Linked DNA regions of Homo sapiens: region 2 is linked to region 1. A link is a loop called in an ENCODE intact Hi-C map of the cell type or tissue named here. Cell type or tissue: IMR-90. All regions are shown on one strand. Each heading gives the region's core, and the rest is flanking DNA. Links, peaks and the distances in the headings are about the cores only.

Region 1 (10,444 bases), core at 1,198-9,197:
AATCCTAATACTAAATGCAAAAGTCATTTTGTCTAAATACTGACCAGATGTGTGACAAACTTATTTTAATGAAGGGCCTTGTGACTCACAAAGCAATAATGCATGGGTTCTGCTGTTTTAAATTACCTTTTGATGGTTTGAAAAATCCATGAGTTGTTCTAGTGGGAAGCCCACAGTGGAACATTGGAATCTCAGTTCATGGTATGATTTTTCAGACAGAGCTCTCCTGCCCTTGGAGACCACCACTCAGGGGCTTAGCAAGGCGACACTCTGCCCTACATTCTGTCCTTTTTTTTTTTCTTTTTCTTTTTCTTTTTTTTTTTTGCAGTCCTCCTCATGTCCTATGCTTTCTGTCCACTCTTCCTACCACGAAACTGGTCCAGGCCTTGTCCTCGTGTACCTGCACCCTCAGGTTAACCTCCTAACGAGATTCCCTGCTCTCCATTTCACTGTCACTCCAAGAACTGCTGCCACACAGCTCCTCCCTGCCTGCCTTCCTACCCTGTCTATGTCCTTCCATTCTGCCTTCCTGTTTCTTGTTTTTATTTTTCTTTCTTCCTGATGGATGCCCCAAACTCTGTGCCAGTTATTCTGTGGGGGTTTTCAAAATGAAGAAGAGTGAGTTTCTGCGTCCAAAAGGCTTACAGAGAAAAGGGGAAGAAGGACATGTAAACCACTAAGTGTGATGTAAACGCTGAAAATTCTGCTATATGCCAGAAATGTATACAAGGTTAAGGTGGCAAACTCAAAGAAGAGAGTGGCTAGTTATATTTAGGGCAGATGGTCATGAGAGACTTTATGGTGGAGGTAGTATTTGAGTTGAGTCTTTACAAAGCTATATGGGTAAGAGAGAAGACAGAAAAGGACATTCCATGCGGAGGAGGGCCTGAGATTTATAGGGACTTTTCACCTAACAGGACTTGAGGATAAGATGGTGAGAGATAGGACCAGAGAGTCAGAACAGGGCTAGATGATGTAGGATCTTATATGACATACTAAAGGCCTTTAGGCTTAGGCCTCAGGTGCCAGAAAAGGATTTTATGAGGGGAAAGTATATGTCAGTTTTTATTTTGATAGATTACTACACCTGTAGGTTGGAAGGTACCTGAAAAGAATAAGGCGGACAGTGGATTTAAGACTATTAGTCCTGTACCCCAGTGGTCCATGTGAGAAATGACCAAGTCCTGAGTTAAGAAGGTAGCTGTGGATTTCGAGAGAAGGGACTGGATAAGGGAGGTGAAGAAAAGCAGAATCAGGCCAGGCGTGGTGGCTCATGCCTATAATCCCAGCATTTTGGGAGGTCGAGGTGGGCGGATCACCTGAGGTCAGGAGTTCAAGACCAGCCTGGTCAACATGGGGAAACCCCGTCTCTACTAAAAATACAAAAATTAGCCAGGCATGGTGGTGCAAGCCTGTAGTCCCAGCTACTCGGGAGGCTGAGGCAGGAAAATTGCTTGACCCCAGGAGGCAGAGGTCGCAGTGAGCCAAGATCACGCCACTGCACTCCTGCCTGGGTGACAGAGCAAGACTCTGTCTCCAAAAAAACAAAACAAAACAAAACAAAACAAAACACCAGAATCAACAGAACCCAGGCTGTGATTGGCATTAATACATAAAACAAAGAAAAGAGAGGAACTGAGGTCAACTTCAAGGTTTCTGGTTTAATAAATGCCACCAGCATCCACTCAGCCATGGGAGGTAAACAAACAAGAGAGGAAAAACAGATTGAAGGAAAGAGAGTCATGGATGGATAGAACCCGAGGGCCTCAGCAGACACTGAGGCAGACATGTCCAGCAGGCAATTAGCAAAACAGAAAAGATACTCTGGTGAGCTCTGACCTCTAGCCATAGATTGAGAATCCTGGTTCAAAAGTTGTGTTGAAACAAGGAGAGTGATTGAGATCCCCAATGAAGAGCATAAAGAAAAGGTGAAAAGGGCCAAAGAAAACCTAAGGAATGCCACCCTTTAAAGAGGCAGTAGAGAAAGAGAAATCTGCAAATAAGACTGGGAGGAAAACCCAGAATGAACTCTGGCATGCAAGCAAACAGTGAGTTTTAATAATAATTGATGAAATGATCAAAAAAAGTCACAAAACTGAGAAATCATGGAAAATGAAGGCAGATTTTTTTACACCCTCTGCTCTTATCATTTTCAAAGTTCTTAGAACACTTAGAACATCAGTCAAGGTCAATTATGATTGATACCGATTATATTGCCCAAAAGTATTCTTCAGTTTTTTCTTAGGCTGTTTTTCACAATGGTGCCTGACTCTTGGGGTCCTTACTCACCCTCCTCTCTTCTGATGAAATCCCAGTCTTCTTTCAAAGTCCACTCAAAAATTATCTTTCTTGAAGTCACCCATGACTGAAACGTCTCCCCATCAGATCTTCAGTGACTCTTTTCAGAAATTGCCATTAGGCAAAGAACTGCCAGGATCTTTACTAGCAATGGTAGTTCTTCCTCCCAAAAATGTGGAAAGGCTTTGAGATAAAAGCACTTATCTTTACACCTGCAATGACTAGGACAAGAAAATGTCACTGCCAGCAGTTGATGCTTCACCAGCGTGTTGTAATATATGATGTGCATTTTACATGTGGACTCTCATTTAAATTCTTAAAACATATCCGTTAGGTCAGATAACATCATCTCACTTTGCACTGGAGGAAACCAAGTTCAGATAGGATATATACCATTGAATGACAAGAGGTTAATAAATATTGATGATGATAAAGAAAAATTATTTCTCAGCAGCAAGTACTAAAACTTTGTAACTGAGAAGATGTATTCCTTTTCTATTGCTGCTATAAAAAAATTATTGGACTGGGTGTGGTGGCTCACGCCTGTAATCCCAGCACTTTAGGAGGCTGAGGTGGGTGGATCACGTGAGGTCAGGAGATCAAGACCAGCCTGGCCAACATGGTGAAACCCCATCTCCACTAAAAATACAAAAAATTGGCCAGGAATGGTGATGTGTGCCTGTAGTCCCAGCTACTCCAGAGGCTGAGGCAGGAGAATTGCTTGAACCCTGGAGGTGGAGGTTGCAGTGAGCCGAGTTCACACCACTGCGCTCCAGCCTGGGCAACAAGAGCGAAACTCCAGCTCAAAAAAAAATATATATATATATATTAGTGCAGACGCGGTGGTTTAAAACATGTATGGTAGATACACCTGACAGCAATCAGTTAACTTAGGCATCCCCTGTATGGCAGGCACACCTGTTGGATGACAGACACACCTGATAGCAATAACTTAAGAAATGAGGGTTGCCACGTGGAGGTGGCCAGGGGAGGGTGCTAACTGAAAGTGCTATATAAACCGCATTCTTTTTTGTAAGCAGCTTTGGTTCTACCATTCAGTTTGCCACCACTGGACTGTCCCTGTATGTAGGTTCCCCTAAATAAAACCCTATGTCTCGTTTGCTGGCTCCAGGTCTCTTCCTCAGCCTCTTGAAACTGTTGCCATCTCTATTAAAGTTAATAGGGATCTGGCCTGACAAACAACACAAATTTATCTTACAGTTGTTAGGTTAGAGGCCCGACACAGGTCTAGGTGGCAAACATCAAGTCGTCACAGGGCTGTGCCCCTTTCTGGAGGCTCTAGTGAAGAATCTGTCTCCTTACCTTTTCTGGCTCCTAGAGGCCACCTATATTCCTTGGCTCATGACTTTCTTCCTTCATCTTCAAGGCCAGCATTGTCACTATTCTTTGAGCATTCCTCTGTAGTCATATCTGCCTGTGACCACAGCTGGGAAAGATTCTTTTTTTTTTGAGACAGAGTCTCACTCTGTTGCCAGGCTGGAGTGCAGTGGCGAGATCTGGGCTTACTGCAACCTCCACCTCCCAGGTTCAAGCGTTTCTCCTGCCTCAGCCTCCCAAGTAGCTGGGACTATAGGCACGCACCACCATGCCCAGCTAATTTTTGTATTTGTAGTAGAGACGGGGTTTCACCATGTTGGCCAGGATGGTCTCGATCTCCTGACCTCGTGATCCACCCACCTCGGCCTCCGTAAGTGCTGGGAATACAGGCGTGAGCCACTGCACCTGGCCGTTTCTCTTCTTTTAAGGACCAGTGTGATTAGATCGTGCCGACCCAGGTAATCAAGTATAATCTCCTCATCTCCAGGTCTTTAACTCAATCACAATTCTAAAGTCCCTTTTCCTATGTAAGGAAATGTATTCACTGGTTCCAGAGATAAGGATATGGACATCTTTGGGAGGCTGTTATTCTGCCTACCACAGAAGACTTTTCCTGGGCTTTATTTAATTCTTAAGATTGAAAAAAAAATGCAGGACAAAATAATGTCACTTTTTCCAGATCTCAGGTACCTTATATTAAGAAGTGAAATATTTTTATATTTTATATAGTTGTTTAGATACATTTTAATGAAAGCTGGGAACCAGTGAGGACATTGTAACATTGTGCTCAAATGTCTCCCAAGTCTACAGGCCAGATGTGACATATGGCTTAAGTGCCAGACCCATATTTCCAAATGTCTTCATCTGACTATGAGCTTACGAATCCAAACTATGTTTAAAGAGCTGCAAATAAATCTCAAACACAGCAGGTCCAAAACCGAATGCATCATTCCCCGGTCCTATTCTCTTTCCCCATTTCCAAATCCCAGTTAGCAGTGTCATCATTCCCTCAGTCCTCTAAACATTATGATTAACCTGAGCTCCTCTTCATCTCACACAGCTCATGGACCAATAAACCCTACCATTTCTACTTTAGGTCTGTATCTGGAATTTGGTGTTTCTCCCATTCCCAGTTATTATTAAAGATCTTCATTTTATACCTGAATTTTTTCAGTAGGATCCTAACTTATTTCTCTTCTCCAGTTTATTCTTTTTAGCCATGCCTTCCCTGTGCTACCAGCATTAACTTTCCAGAAAGATAAATCTTATCATATCTCCTGTTTTCTGAAGAACCTTCTGCAAGTCCTCGTAACTTACACAAAAGTATATACAGAAAACAATTAAAAAGCATACTCCAAAGAAAATAGGGGAGGGGGAGAAAATGCCGCTCTTCTTTTCAACCCATGTATCTGTCACAAGTGCAGTGTGACTATAATCCCTGCAGATCTTTATGTCCTTGCCCAGAAAAAGACAAACTGTCTCATAATGGTAAGTCTGAAACTCGGACAAATGTGTCATTTTCTACTAGCTCTTCTACAGGCACAGAGCCACACAGAATTGCAGACCCATAAACACCCCAGATTTTTGGATTACAAAAACAGCAAATATATGTAAATCAGCAGTACCAAATTTCTACAGAGGGAATAACTCTCCCCTAGCCCTTAATTATGAGCCCACACAAGAAAAAGGAGGGCATCCCAGGGCTTGTTTATCCTGGCTCCCACATGCAAAGGAAGTATGCAAAGCCAATAATGACTAATGTCCTCAAATATTACTTATTACTCATATAGCATAATCACAATAAATACTCAGAGGCCCACACACTATTTGTTTGTTTTGCTGTTTGAACCACAATTTAATGTCTACTCAGTGTGGCATCTCCATAAAAGAACTATTAGCTTACTGAGCTAAACTATATTTAAAGAGCAGTCAATTCTATGGATTCTTTGCTCTTAATTTGCAGCTAAGTTCCAATTAAACCTGTGTTGTATTTAATCAAGTTAAATTGCAGAGACTGTTGAGTTAGAAATAAATTTAAAATGACTGTCTGGAAGCAGTTAGACGGTGACTTCACCGATACTGATTAGAGAAGGATGTAGAGATACTTGTAATTATAGGGCATAAATCAATACTCTTTCCATGAGAAGGTACCACTATGTATGTCTAGACAACATGTATTTATTGAAGGCTCACTGCCTGGGCATTGTGGAAATCTCTAAAAATATATACGACACAGTTGATGCCAATAAGAATTGAGACTGAAGAGAGTACCCTTGCTGAGGGATATACCAATGATGCCAGAGACAGCTTAGGTAATTCCCATTGCCATAATGATCAGTTGCCTAAGAGTAAACCAGGTTGCTTGATAATTGATCTTATTTCCATCATGTAAGAGATAACAACACTTGCCCCTTTTCACCTTTATAAGTCAGTTATACAATGGCTAACACCCATAGAATGCCAAATGTGTTCCAGCACTGTTTGAAAGACTATATACATATAAATGTATTTAGTCTTCACAACATCCCTCGAAAGTAGCTATTGTTATTCTCATTTTGCAGATGAAGAAACCAAGGTACAGATAGTTTAAGTTATATGTTTAAGGTCACACAGCACTTCCATTGGTGGAGATAGCTTTATGAACTGCCCATATCTTGTTATACAATGCTGATTATTAGAGAATTCTTCCTATGTTGAGTTCAAGTTTCCCTTTAACTTCTACCCAGCTGGTCATGGTTCTGTCCTCTAGATACAAACAAAATAGATGTAACTGTTTCTCTCTATGTCAGCCCTTCTATATTTGAAGACGGTGGTTGTATCTCCTCTCTAGTCTTCTTTATTCTAGACTAAGAAACCCCAATTCTTGAAACCATTTCAAATCTATCTAGTTTGGAGAGATCATCACTCTGCTATTATCTGAGTGATGGACACTTGGCTCTCGTTGTGCAAACAACCAGAAAGTAGCCCTAGTTAGCATTAAACAGACCATTCCCCAGCTATAAAATGGAGGGCAAAAGGGTCATTTTTATAGATAACATTTCTTTCCCTACTTACCCCATAGTTGAATTACCAAGACCCATAAACACATTATCATATTTAATAAAAATAGTGTATATTATGGCTTATTACCTACCAGTCACTACTCTATGATTTATGTTTGAATTTACCTAATTATCACAACAAATATACGAATTAGATACTATTTTTATTTCTGTTCTGATGAAGAAACAGGGCATGGAGAAGTTATGATTTGATCCGATATTCTACCCCATATGACCACAATGAATAGCTATTCATAAGGGATAATACCAGAGAATTACCATAGTGACTTGAATAAGGACATATTTAAGGAACTAATAGAGTATGGTCTTTAATAGGCTCTTAAACTTTGCCTTCTGTGTCAAAGCGACATCTTGCTTTATGAATATCTCACAATTCTTGGATTTTAAGTTGTGCATAGCAAGAATGAAGCACCTCCTCAGACTCAGATGAGACCAACCACTCATGAGCCACTAGTCAATTTCCACCATCCTGGCTGATCAGAATCTGCCCCAGTGATGGGCCATGGTTCAGCTAGAGAATGAGCCCTAGGTCAGTGGGGAACAAGCTGTCAGCCAGGAACAGTATTGTAATGTGGGTATGAAATGTTTGCCTTTGCCTCTAGGCTTCCTCAAGTCTGTTTCACGATAGCAACAGTGGCATTTTGTTGCTGCAAGACATTCAATATCCTGGAAACAGTATGTATATATGTGTGTGCATGTGTGTATAAAAGTCTGGCCTTTGTAGTTACAGTGTCTATTTCACCCACAATGATAGGCTTTTAAGGTGAAAACATTCCTGTAGGTTGGCACAATTCTGACCTCATAACATGATAGTACAGGGAGAAAGAGGGAGACTAGAATTCTAAAGACAAGTCCTTGGAATAAAAAGTGAGCAAGGAGAGTTTTGGAGGTGATTAAGAAAATGAAGTTAAGGGTAGGAGGAGTATGGAGAGAGAGAAGAGAAGGAGACAAAATTGGACAATCCTAGAACCATAGAAAAGGGTGGTTAAATAAAACCCAGGTCCTAAAAACACAAAATGTCAGGGTCCTAAACACACAGCAAAACTCCAGTGCCCACAAGGCATATGGCATGATCATGGGGTGGGTTAGATAAAAACTACAGATGATGGCAAACATGCAACGTGGCTGAAAGAGGATGCAGAGGTGACTCCCCTGCCAGTAGAATGGTAAGCCCAGGATTCCAGCCTATTATCTCTATTGGTTTTAGGTGAACGCCTGCTATTTAAACTAGTGGGGAAAGAAGTTTTCACATGGTATCAAGCAAGTGCCTGCCAGGTGACATGATGGGTTTTTTCAGGCAAGGTAGAACAGTAGTAAACATGTGTCCCAATGATTCCACTCCAATATGGCCTTTACCCCCGGGTGCATGCATCTTCCCATTTTCCTTTTTCTGTGGCTCTCATTGTTCTCTTCCCTGTCACCCAAGAAGAGATGCTCCTCGTGGGGATGTCACATCATAGACATCTTCATTGTCTACCAAAAATGGGAAAGCCACCCTTTCCTCCTGAACTGTGCCTCTTAGCATTATCTCCATTGCTTATTCTAGATGGATGCCATTGGTGTTGGGTGACTCCAAATGCCATGGCAATACATTTCCAGGCAAGACAAGCATATCCCACTTTGCCTGGAGGCATCTGATCTTTCCATGCATCGAGCACTCAGCAGAGCCTCACTATGCAAGAGGGAATTGCATCTGTTTCTTTTCATGGCCACACAAAGCCAGGCAATCATTCCATCTCAGGGCCCAAGCTGGCCAGCTGATAGGAGAATTGAGAATGAGCTGGGATCTGCTCCCTGAATCATCCTTCAGCTGTCTGCACAACCTCAGAGGCAGACCTGACCTGTTTTCATGACAAACCATGATGTTAGAAGGGAAATCCAGCTGGGTGAGTCAGTCCCAGGTGGGCTCCTTAGCAGCATCTGGAGGCTTCATCCTCTGGGCTGCACATGGAGCACGCTCGGTCTGGAAGTCATTAGGAGAACATAAGCCCAGAAAACTCTGATGTCATCTTTAAAAGTGCGAAAAGCTGACCCTAACACAACTCTCCCAAACTATACGCTTCTGGTTGACCCAAATTTTCCAGCCTATGCACTAATCTTTTCACCATGGCCGTATTTGGAATCGTCTGTGTGGCGCCAAAACACACTAATGAGATGCTGCTAAGCTCAACTCCAGCCATATCCAGCTGTTTGTTGTAGCCTCCAGGTAACCTTTACCAGCTTATTTCTATGTAAGCTGGGGTTACAGGGCCAGCTCTTTTCTACATCCTTGACACAAAATGGATGCTAACTATGGGCATCAAGAGAGGCCTCTGGGATGTGGTCAGCAGGTCCCCTCTATGTGTGGGCAGGAGCTACCAAGCATGTGCCCACACCTGAGTTCAGACTGCTGCATGTTCCATCCATCTGCTGGCTCTTCCTTTTGGCAGGAGACTCACTGGAGCCTCAGCACTCTCCATGGGAGGCCCACTGGCCCATCTGCCTTGGTGACATTGATCTTGCTGTATTGACCATCCCAGGGTTGAGGGACAAATAGAACCTGGCAATCATCTTTTCAAAGTTGGCAATTTGAGGTTACTGAGTAAGTTCAAAGCAATGCTAGCAAGTTTGCTGCAAAGGGAAAGGGAAATCTGCTTTTTCTTTTCTTTTCTTCCTTCCTTTTGTTTAATACAGATTTTCAGGCTCTGTCTTTGCCCTACTGATTTAGTTTTAATAAATTCTTAACTATTTAGTTTTAATAAACAGATTAGTAACCACTGGTCTAAAATGGTCTGAAATGTTTTTCTTAGTTTTGATCTAGTTGTAAGCTTATGAATATGATTGCAGGTACAAACTCGGGTCTATAATTCTCTGATTGCTTTATTCCCTTGGCTGGGTTGACATTCTTCTTTCCGTTTGCCTCTTTGTAATGATTCAGGCATGAGAAAAAGTTGTGCTTTCATTGCTGTTGCACTTTTGCAGGCTAAGCATGCATAGAGGAGGTGACCAAGTGTCTGCACTTGTGCTTTCTCATTTGTAAAAGCAAGCTCCTAGAGCTCACCTCAGACCATGATGTATCCACAGAAGTTTTTACTGAAACAGTGTAAGAGAAAATATTGGTGATCAGTAAGTTCCAGAAATTGAGAATTTATTAAGAATATTATGGCACATCCCTCAATGCAATACTTTGCAGCTTTAAAATTATATTTGTAAATTTTGCATACATAAGCTCTTTGCATGGTAAACATCTATAGTAGAATATTAGCTGAAAAATGGTGTACAACATTTTATGCATCATATCTAAACTACTTAAAATATGCATGAAAATATATTGAAAATAGACTCACTAAAATATTAACAGTGGTTTTCTGTGAGTGGAAGGGTTTTTTTATATTTTAATATAATTTTTTAGATTAAAAAATTCTATAATGACTGTATTAGTAACTGATATTAAAGTGTCAAAGGCTATTCAACAAGTTTTACATGGATATTATGGGAATAAAATGAGATAAATGGAAAGCAGCTCAAAATATGTGGGTGAGCATTGTTGTTTTTGTGGCAATTCAACTTTAGGGAAAACAGTAAGGAAGTTTTAATTGAAAAGTTATCCAACAACAGATTACACTTTCTTCATTGATGGGTGATAGTTGCATGCCAAGTTTGCACATCACCCAGCTCTTCTTCAAACAATGATGTCAGTTCTTAGAGCACTTTAATATAGAATAATAATCTGTACCTCAGAGGTGAGGTATGCTATATCTCAAGGC
Region 2 (10,444 bases), core at 781-8,780, 180 kb before region 1:
CTGGTGAGGAATTTACTTTCTTGAATCTTACTGACCTGGACTCTGAAAGAAGGAGTTTAACTAGAATCACTGATTCTCAAATGTGGGTGCACATCAGAATCACAGGGCCTTGGCCTTACCCTGCAGGTTCTGCTTCAGTAGGCCTGTGGTCAGGCACAGTAGTAAATATTTTTAGGAGATTCCGGGTGATTTGCTCAGCATCCAAGTCTATGCCTGTTGTCCTGGTGCTATCTCCGAAGAAAGCCCGCTTTCCTTCTGAAATGCTTCTGGGTTCATTTTCCTCAAGGTCCCTTTCCAATCTGACTCCTGCTCCTCTGAGAAGCAGAGAATTTCCCCAAGGTATGAGTAGTAGGAGGTGTATTTCTCTTCTCCTCCCAGGTGTGGTGGAATCTTTAGTGAATGGCAAGCAGCCAGCCACCGTCCCTTTAAGTAAAAACTCATTCTGTCACAGATAAGCCCCTCTGAGCAGGAGTTATACTAGTAAAGAGAACCATAAAGGCTATTACAAACCTTTGGGATTCCTCACTTTCACTTAAGCTAAACAGGATAAATCACTCCCTCCCCAGTAAGAACTCTTTCAGCCACTTTCCTGGCTGAAAATCACAAAATCAACATTTCCAAGTATCCTCTAATGTACTTCATTTTTCATTATTCTTGTTAGCTTGTCTGGTAGTAATATATTTGCATGACAATTAGTCTCGTTTCAATTAAACATTTGGGTAATTTTGCTGGGGCCATATGGCCACCAATATTGTTACAATTTTAAAAATAAAGGTCTCAAAATACATGAGTATACACACAACATACAGATAAACAGCATTTGACTTCACCTCTTCTCCTGCTTTTCAATATAACATTTTAAAAAAAATGAACAACAAATTACATTTTACCATTCAGCAGTTTCAATTAAGGCCATCACTGCAATATATTTTTCAGGAAGGAAAAAAAAAATAACCTTCACTTCGAGGGGCCCATAGTTCATTAGGATGAGTCAGAGAAACCACAGTATGAGCTTGCGATGGAAACGCTGCTGCTATTTGTTAATTATAACCATCACTCAATGCAGACAGTCAGGCAGAAAGACCACAGCAAATAGCCCCAGTTAGAAAATGACATGTTTGGTGAAAATTCCCCAAACAAGAGCCTTCCTCAGTGACCCAACTTCCTTATACCCCTTACTCTCTCAAAAACCAACTGGCTGGACAAAAATATGGGAAAAAATAACAAAAGGCTTGGTTTGCTTTCCAGAAGCCCATCCACGGACCAATTATCTTGAAGGCCCACATTGTCCAGCAGTGGTATGTGTGCCCCACTTCTTACAAAGGAGGACCTATGTGCATCCTGGAGGGAAACACTTTGTCCAGGCTGGTCTCCTAAGTGGAGCTCAGGGAATGAGCTATTTGTGTGTGTTCCTTTGGGAAATGGGGAAGGGGAGGTGAGATGGGTGTGAAGGAGCTTGAAAAAAATCTTTTTCATCTCTTCTCTTTCCCCATGACAAGCAAGGAGATAATGATCTACCTCTTGTCTTTTTCTGTTATGAAAACTATCTTCCTAGCCCCCGTGGTAGTAGGAAATGAAGCGGGATTTTTGATATCAGTTTAAGAGTGAAAGCATTAGTTATAAACTTGAGCTTCAGATATGTCAAAATCCTAGGTTTCATCAAGACAAGGAAGCTCAAGAGTACAAAAATTTCATCATCTTTCATAGAAAATCTCCGTGCTTTGGTAAAAATCAATAGTAATAAAAATAAAATTAAAATAATATAAATAACGATGATGAGGAAGAGGATGATAATATTGTCTCAGTGTTACCAGTAGGTTGAGTGGGAGGACTCACAAGCATATAATTATAAAAATAACTTTGCTTTTGTTTCTCCTAGTCCCTTTAAACTTGCTTGTTTGCAGACAGGCCTTCCTTTGTCCTCATATGAAAATGCAGAAAGACTTTCAGACCGTTCTGATCACTCTTAGGCAATTGCAAGCCCTCAAGCACTTATGTCATACACAAGCTCAATTCAGTAATTAACAATATCCAGTGCTAGCTAAAATGAACAAGACAGAAAATACCAAGCATTAACAAGGGTCTAAAGCAACTAGAACTCTCATCACTGCTGGTGGGGTTATAAATGTTACAGCCACGTTTGAAAATTGTTGGGCAGTATTTACTAATATACACACACATGCACACACACACATATAAATAGTTGTCTATGATCCTATTAACTCCAAGGTGCCTATGAGTCTATTAATCCCAGGGCCTATATACAGAAATGTGTACACAGATTTACCACATGCCATGTATTAACATTTTCACACTATATGTGATAACTCTAAACTGCAAACTACTAAAATTTCTATCAACAGTGGAATGGATAAATAAATTTATGTACAGTCATTCAAATGAATACTATACAGAGAAAGTGTAATATACAAGAACATGCAAAAATATGGATGACTCTCATAAACATAGTGTTGAAAGAAGCCAGACACAGAAGTGTACATATTATAAGATTCCATTTATATAAAAACTAAAAACAGGCAAAATGAATCTGTGCTGTTAGACAATTACTCTAGTAGTTATCACGTGGCAGAGGTGAGAGGAGAGTGACAGGAAGGGAGTGTGAAGGCAACTCGGTTGCTGGTGAGTTTCTCTTTATTGATGGTGGGGATTGTCACATGGGTGTGGTCTGCGAGCACTTGTGCTGTATGCTTGTGATATGTGTCCTTTTCTATATGTATATAATATTAAAATAAAACATTAAAAATGTTCATTCCTATGTGATAGTCAAAGCATTCAATTTCATTCAAAGTTAAGACTTATACCCTAACTCTAGCTAGGCCTATTATAGCGTATGGGCACTGTTTCTGACCCTCAGGGAGTTGGGAAGAGTTGGGAGCAAGGAAATGTAAGGAGAACTATTTTTTTTTTGAAACAGTCTTGCTCTGTCGCCCAGGCTGGAGTGCAGTGGCGCGATCTCGGCTCACTGCAAGCTCTGCCTTCTGGGTTCACGCCATTCTCCTGCCTCAGCCTCCCGAGTAGCTGGGACTACAAGCGGCCACCAACACGCCCGGCTAATTTTTTGTATTTTTAGTAGAGACGGGGTTTCACCATGTTAGTCAGGATGGTCTCGATCTCCTGACCTCGTGATCTGCCCGCCTTGGCCTCCCAAAGTGCTGGGATTACAGGCATGAGCCACCATGCCCGGCCAGGAGAACTATTAATAAAAAGCTCGACAGGCATGAAGCTGTTACAGCAAATGTGTTGATGTTCCTCCTAGGTCTCCACCCATTGAGTGCTGTGACTATTGGCTGTTAATGGCTTATAGTTCTCCCCCTCTTGGGAGAATTTGCCTTTGACCAAATGGAAGCCACCTTTTCTGAGTCATGGCCCTTCCCCTCCCTATTTAACTCCCCAACTTTCTCCCCAGCTGCTTCCTCGCCTTCCCCCACATTGCACTCAGCAGCCAATGACCAACTGACAGGGAGGTAAAAGCCTGGCCTCATTTCTCCAGGACAGACCAGAGCTTGCTGTGGGACGAGTCAGGGGCTAGCCTTGAACAGAGACCACATCCTTATTTTGCTTCTCTCCTTTTTATTCTGCTTTGCCGAGAGCACTCCCCCAGTAAACCACTTCACAAGAATCCCTATTTCAGACAATGCTCCCAGGAAGCCCAACCAAAGACAGCTGGCTCAGACCTCAGCAAGCTTGGGAACAGTTACAGTCTGGTGCTTTCTCCTGGTTTTCTTATAAGGCTTCTCTGCTCCCTGGTGGTCTTTTACCTTCAGACCCTCGGATGCTGTGATGCTTTCTGCTCTAGTGGTCACATATCTTCTCGTTAGCCCCTGGAAACCTCTGCCGACCATCCCAATGCCAGCTCCCCAACGTGGCCTACATCTGGTCCTTGAACACTCTGAGTGCATCATCTTAACAAACTCCAGGGGAGTAAGCTGCCTAACACCATCATCTCCCCCTTAGCAGGCCATCCCTCACGTTGTAAGGGTGAGAGAAGGGCACCAGTCCGCATCACTCCTCTACCTGCAAGGGGACATATCATAGACTCCTGAGTCATCCCCTGAGCCTTCTCCTAAGGGACTTGAGGGGAGGAACAGATGCCCTCCCATGCCACACTCTTTGAGGGTTGTGAGGTATTCATAGTGCAGGCTTCTCCAAAGAGAGGATCATGAAATGTGAAATCATTATTGGGTGGCTTTTTGGATATTTCTGTATCTGATATTTATTAAATCATGATACTTCAATTAAAACTTCCAACTTAGAATCCTGTTACATTGAAATATTTGAAGAGTGCATTAGCGTCCACCAGAAAAGGTATGTTTCCTCTGCATTACTCATTAGTCCCTGGATTATCTTGCTATTTTGCCTCTAGGTTTGAGACGGAGTCTTGCTCTGTCTCCAGGCTGGAGTGCAGTGGTGTGATCTCGGCTTACTGAAACCTCCACCTCCCAGGGTCAAGTGATTCTCCTGCCTCAGCCTCCCGAGTAGCTGGGAGTACAGGTGCCTGCCACCATGCCCAGCTAATTTTTGTATTTTTAGTAGAGATGGGGTTTCACCGTGTTGGCCAGGATGCTCTCTATCTCTTGACCTTGTGATCTGCCCGCCTCAGCCTCCCAAAGTGCTGGGATTACAGGCGTGAGCCACCGGGCCCCATCTCCTCTATAGTTTTTTTGTGGGGCCCATCAGAGACTGAATTCTCCACATGGTCTATGGGTGAAACAAAATCTGGAGGCTACTTCTCTAATTTGAGAGGACACCTGTAGATATGAGAGCCCACAATACTGTTCTTCCCATCTATGGCACCCGGGTTTTCCTCTCTCCCATTGTGTTACACATTTATCTGGTTCGACATGAAGCTCCTGAACCAGACTCTATTTCAAGATGCCAGGGAGCTTGCGGGTATGTGTAGTCCACTGGAAAGAGCCCTAATAATTCTGCCTTCAAGTCCCAGTCTAGCAAAGTCATTGGTCCTTACTTTCCTCAGCTTCAAATGAAGGAGTCATGCCTTGTAACTCCCAAGATCCTCTTCTATTCTGATATTCTGGCTTTCATTATCTTGAATTCCATTGTTAGATTGAATTGACCTGTCAGCTTAGAAACAATGATTGGCACAACATCCATATTCAGAGACAGCCTCAGTCTGACTGTCTGGTCTTTGTCGGCACAACGCGGTAGGCAAATCTCAACCTGTGAGTCTTCTTTTAGAGACCTTAAAACAATCTTGAAAAAAAAATAGCAATGATGTAAGTCCGAGAAGTAGGGCCCCTTTACAAATAGCAACGCTGTGGGTTCATACAAACAGATCTGATGTAGCTCCTATTTTAATTGAATCACCCACTTGGCAACTGAACAACAACAATAAACTGCTTGTTGCTGGCTTATGTCTCTGTCAGAAAAAAACAGTGTTCACTCTCAAAGGCTTCTGGGCCTTTGCTTTATTAAGAAACTTGATAAATATAGTTCAGTAAGTCTGTGGTCCATCTCAGATTTATAGCCAGCTTGCTAATCTAACCAGATAGGATCTCAGGGCAGAAAAACATATGCCTGGTTTTTGTTTTGATGAGACAAAACCCCCAAAATGGGAAGTCCATGTTCTCCTGACTCAGTCTCCCAGGTCTGAGTGCCTGCCCTGCTGTAGCTGGGCTGCCACCCCAGGCCTTCCCCCTCCTGCCCAGCCTGCGGCTGCTTCTGTCCTTCCTGCAGCTGCCCAGACCTTTGCTCATGTGTGCAACCTTTTCAGAGGCCTGTTGACAGGTTTGAAAATAAAGCAGGCGATGTAAAGAACACGCAAGTCATAGATATATGAAAATCAAGCAGTTTGGCTCTACGGAGCGGGATTAGTGAGGATCAGCTGTGCAGCCAGCCTGCTCCTGGGAGGGAGGCCGAGGAGGCTGCCTGAGGCTGGGGCGCTGGGGCACTCTCTGCCTCAGCTGTGCAGCTGCAGCTCTGGGCCATCTCTGTCTATTCTCAGACACTCCTAAGCTGTCCCAGAATGCCAGGGCACATAGGCTGCCAAATTGCCCAGGTGGGTCCAATAGTAGTTGATAATGTGGTGCTTGGGAAGGGACCTTTCCTGTCCCCACACGGTGAGGGGCAGGGCTTCTGCTGGGGCAAGAGACCTGAGACTGGAAGCTGAAGTGGGAAGGGCAGAGAGAAGACCCATTAGGGGCAAACAACCCTCAGGGGACACTGGTAGCTTTGCACAGTGTCAGACTGTACTTGTAGATATTGGGGGAAAGAGTAAAATAACTATGATCTGAGAGTGATACTCAGGAACTCTGATGTAAACGTGAGGTGATGATACTCACACCCTGGAGATGGGGCATCTGCTTCTCTTTCTATTTTCCTACTTTTTTTCTGCTGTTTATTCATATTGTTTTGCAAAATAATTATTCTGCATCCAAAAGTCCATGAGACAGCAACTTCTATTTCTTTATGCAAATACGTCAATACCTCTCTGGGAAAAATAAATAAAATAAAAGGTTCTGAGTATTGGGAACCATGCTCTGAAAAGTATCCCAATGATATGATAGGAACAGCATGAGTACCCTGCAGTGACAGCTGATTCACATGGGGGACTCACAGGCATCTCATTTTAAAAATGAACTGACTCTTCTGTAGACCCTGCAGCCTACCCACAACTTGGTGTCCTCACCTCCATCCCTGTCCCCGTGCTGTTGAGCTTGTTCCCTCCAGGTTCAGGGTGGCTGTCTGGTCCAGTCTGACCAAGCCCCCTTCTAGAATAGGCACTGGAATTTGAGAGATTACAGAAATGAGCTTGGGACCTTTAGACTTTTCACCAGATGGAAAATTTGCAAACATGTTTTTCTCTATAACCAGGTTGAGTGATCACACTGTCATTACTAGACTGCCAACTTCATCAAAATATTAATAATTGTCTTAAAAAGCTGATGAAACCAGAATAGTCTGAAAATAGGGATGGAAGATGATTCTCATGGAAAAGAGAAGGCTGAGTGGTCTGAGTGGTTACAATGTGAGCTCCAGTCTTAGAGAGTCCAGGAACTAGAGAGAGACACGGAATGTACACTGATGGAATCGAGAAAATGTCGCAAGTGAATGCAAAGACTAACCCAGAGAGGTTACTTGAGGACCTGCCTTTTCTCCCATAATATGTGCTATGATTCAGTCAAACTAAGCCACAAGATATTCCTTTAATTATCCTGTGCATTCCTCTCTTTGCTCAAATGTTCCCTTTTCCAGGAATAAAATTCCCACAGTACCATTAACCTCCAACATTTCTTGAGGAATTTCTTTGTGACAATGTACTGAAGGCTTGTGCGTCACATCAACTATCTCATTTAATCCTCGTAACCACGTTATGAAGTAGGTGTTAACATGAGCTCTGTCTTGCAGCTGCAGAAATTATGACGTAAAAGCTTAAGTAACTTGCCCAAGGTTAGGTTGGTAATAAGAGGCAGAGCTGGGGTTCCATCTTAGGCAGCCTATTCCTAGATGGTACATCTTTAACATCTATGTGCACCAGTAGAGAGAATGCTGCTGTTCTAAGGATCCTTGAAGGACCAGCTTGAATTCATGAGACTTTCTTCCCCCAGGATAAAGCGCTCCCTTGTTGGTGTCCCCACAGTCCAGGCTGGTGCTGATGCCGTCCTGCCGTCCTGCATCAGAGCCACTCATGCCCGTGTGCGCACTCTTTGTCGGGGTCTGACACCGTTGCATCGTATATCACCTGTGTTGTCATGGTCAGTGCTCAACAAATGCCCCTACTGATTCAAGTATATGAGCAAGTCAAATAAAAAAATAATATGGCCGGGCGCGGTGGCTCAAGCCTGTAATTCCAGCACTTTGTTAGGCCGAGGCGGGCGGATCACAAGGTCAGGAGATTGAGACCTTCCTGGCTAACACGGTGAAACCCTGTCTCTACTAAAAATACAAAAAATTAGCCGGACATGTTGGCGGGCGCCTGTAGTCCCGGTTACTTGGGAGGCTGAGGCAGGAGAATGGCCTGAACCCAGGAGGCAGAGCTTGCAGTGAGCTGAGATCGTGCCACTGCACTCCAGCCTGAGCGACAGAGTGAGACTCCATCTCAAAATAAATAAATAAATAAATAAATAATGTAATAATTTATTAGGCCTCTGCTGTAATAATTTATTAGGCTTCTGCATAAATTATTGCATTTTATCCATACAACATTTATGATTCTTATTTTTCAATGAGGAACCAGACTTAGGAAGATTAATAACTTGCCTGAAGTCACAGAGGTAGAGGGGCAGCGTAAAGATTCAGTTGCCAATTTGTCAGATTCCAAAGCTCTTTTACTGCACCATCTCGCCTTCCAAGCGTGGGAGAGTGGGGAGGGAATTATGTGTCAGTGTTGGGTGAGAATGGCTTGGTAGAACTTGGAGGTGAGCTTCTCATGAACAGGGCTTCCTGGGACCTCTTATCCTGTCTTACATGAGTCACCCCAAATTATTAGAAATCAAAGCATCAGTTGAGGAAAACCACACCAGCCCCCAGAAAGCTAATTGAGCCCCGTAGTCTCAAAGCAAGTCTAGTCACTGCTCTTGAAAAATGCAATTTAGCCATTCCTCCTTACTCCTTACAGCTGATCTCAAACACATGAAATATCATATGTAATTAGAGTCCATGAACATTCGTGTCACTTTGCACAATTAAAACTGTGTTCTGCTATTCCTGGGAAACATATTTTTAGTTTAAGCTGGGGTGTAATGAGATCTCTAAAAATAACACCGTGAAAGGTGAGGCTAAGTGTAGGGGTTGAGTTCACCCCAGTGCCGAGGCTATAAAACATTATTCATGGTCCATTTAAAGCTCTTGAGCCCTGGGCCAACTTTTTTGCTCAGACAGAAGTTTGGTTCATCCTATTTGGACCCAACTCACTTTCCATTGAAATGGCGGTGGCCTGAGTGAGAGGGACTTAGACTAGGCCATTAGAGGAATTTTACAGCAGCTGAGGCAGCTCAGGGCCACTTTCTCTCCGAGGGGCTCTGGTTACACTCAGGCTGAAAGGCTTGGATATCGAGTGTTGAGACCACCCCACAGCTCGCCAGCTTGCTGCCCTCTGGCATGATGGCTCCTTTCAGAATCAAGCTCCCCAGGTTTTGGCAAGCCTATGGCTACAGAAATAACAAATGATCTCCCAGCTTGGCAGTGGGAGGGTTCTGGCATGCCTGTAACCTCAGACACAGAATATGGCACCCAATAGCGTGCGGAAATGGTGATACAAGGCTCGTAACAGATGTGAGAAACTTCAAGATTTCAATAATTCAGGGCTTTGGAGGGGATATGATTTTCTTGGACAGAAAAGTGCCGTATTAAATGCACCACCCACAGTACTTTAAACGCACATACACACTCTCACACCACATGGAACACATCCGCGTGTGTGCCCATTGCCAGGGCTTCTGCTCCCTTGCTTAAGGTAGACCTGACATCAGCAGCAGATGGTCATTATCAAGTTTCTTATCTCATCCTTGTTGCCCCAAAACATAATTTCTCCTGCCCTTGGGGCTGTGCTAATGAGGCTGATGTTACAGGCTGGATTCTGTGGATACTCTAGTTGATTTCACTCTCTTTCCTGATCATGAATGTTGTTTGCTTCCTTGTTCTTCTGGTTCATCTGTTTATTTACATTCAGCTTCCACCAAATACAGATTTGGGGTGAGGTCAGAGATTCCATTCTATTTGCTGATTTATAAATTAATTTCTTTCTTTCGTTCTTTCTTTCTTTCTTTCTTTCTTTCTTTCTTTCTTTCTTTCTTTCTCTCTCTCTCTTTCTTTCTTCTTTCTTTCGTGTGTGTGTGTGTGTGTGTGTGTGTTTGTTAGCTTGTTTTTGATACAGGGTCTCACTCTGTCACCCAGGCTGGAGTGCAGTGGTGCAAACATGGCTCACTGCAGCTTCTGCCTCCTGGGCTCAAGCAACCCTCCTATCTCAGTCTCCTGAGTAGCTAGGACTACAGGTACATGCCACTATGCCTTGCTAATTTTTGTCTTTGTTGTTGTTGTTGTTGTTGTTTTGCCATGTTGCCCAGGCTGGTCTCGAACTCCTGGGCTCAAGCAATCCACCCACCTTGGCCTCCCACAGTGCTGGCCTTACAGGCGTGAGCCACTGTGCCTGGCCACAAATATCATCTTTCTTTAAGTGTAAACATGGTCCAGTACAAGCTAGTCCACTACAGGGAGAAGTGCCCAGACCCAAGTCTTTGTCGTTGATGCTAGCAGGGTTATTTTGGGGAGGTTAGCAGCAGAGACTGAACTAATCCTAATTCTGTGTATGCAGTCTCAGGCCAAAGGACAATACTGAGGACAGACTCTGTGACCTTTGTCATGCACAGGGCACGTGACCACACTTACAGTGCCTTGTTCAGAGGCAGGCAAGAGCCATTTTAAATTTTTGTTGTAACTTGAGTAAATGTAAAAAATTATTGTTATC

Evidence for each region. A loop is a pair of places that touch in the nucleus more often than their neighbours do. Peaks named below come from ENCODE experiments on the same cell type or tissue, not always from the same donor. Only the 100,000 strongest peaks of a DNase experiment are listed, where the experiment ranks them.
Region 2: a loop joins it to region 1, with 1.9 times the contacts of the local background. A loop is called at or near these places in 1 of 110 quality-filtered maps.

What each region holds. Positions count from the first base shown.
Region 1 is chr1:221,864,092-221,874,535 of GRCh38, reverse strand. All of the region lies in intron 2 of LOC124904517 (a long non-coding RNA gene), which reads right to left. Among named protein-coding and RNA genes, the nearest start is that of LINC01655, 29 kb to the right of the region's middle. In IMR-90, for the core only: no CTCF peak of the experiment used is centred there; DNase peaks (open chromatin) are centred at 4,565, 5,405 and 8,555.
Region 2 is chr1:222,039,065-222,049,508 of GRCh38, reverse strand. LINC01705 (long intergenic non-protein coding RNA 1705) reads left to right here. Exons shown (of 3, transcript XR_001738485.2): 3 at 7,587-7,805. Among named protein-coding and RNA genes, the nearest start is that of LINC01705, 15 kb to the left of the region's middle. RefSeq lists a silencer at 1-54. In IMR-90, for the core only: no CTCF peak of the experiment used is centred there; DNase peaks (open chromatin) are centred at 1,008 and 5,348; H3K27ac peaks cover 767 bases.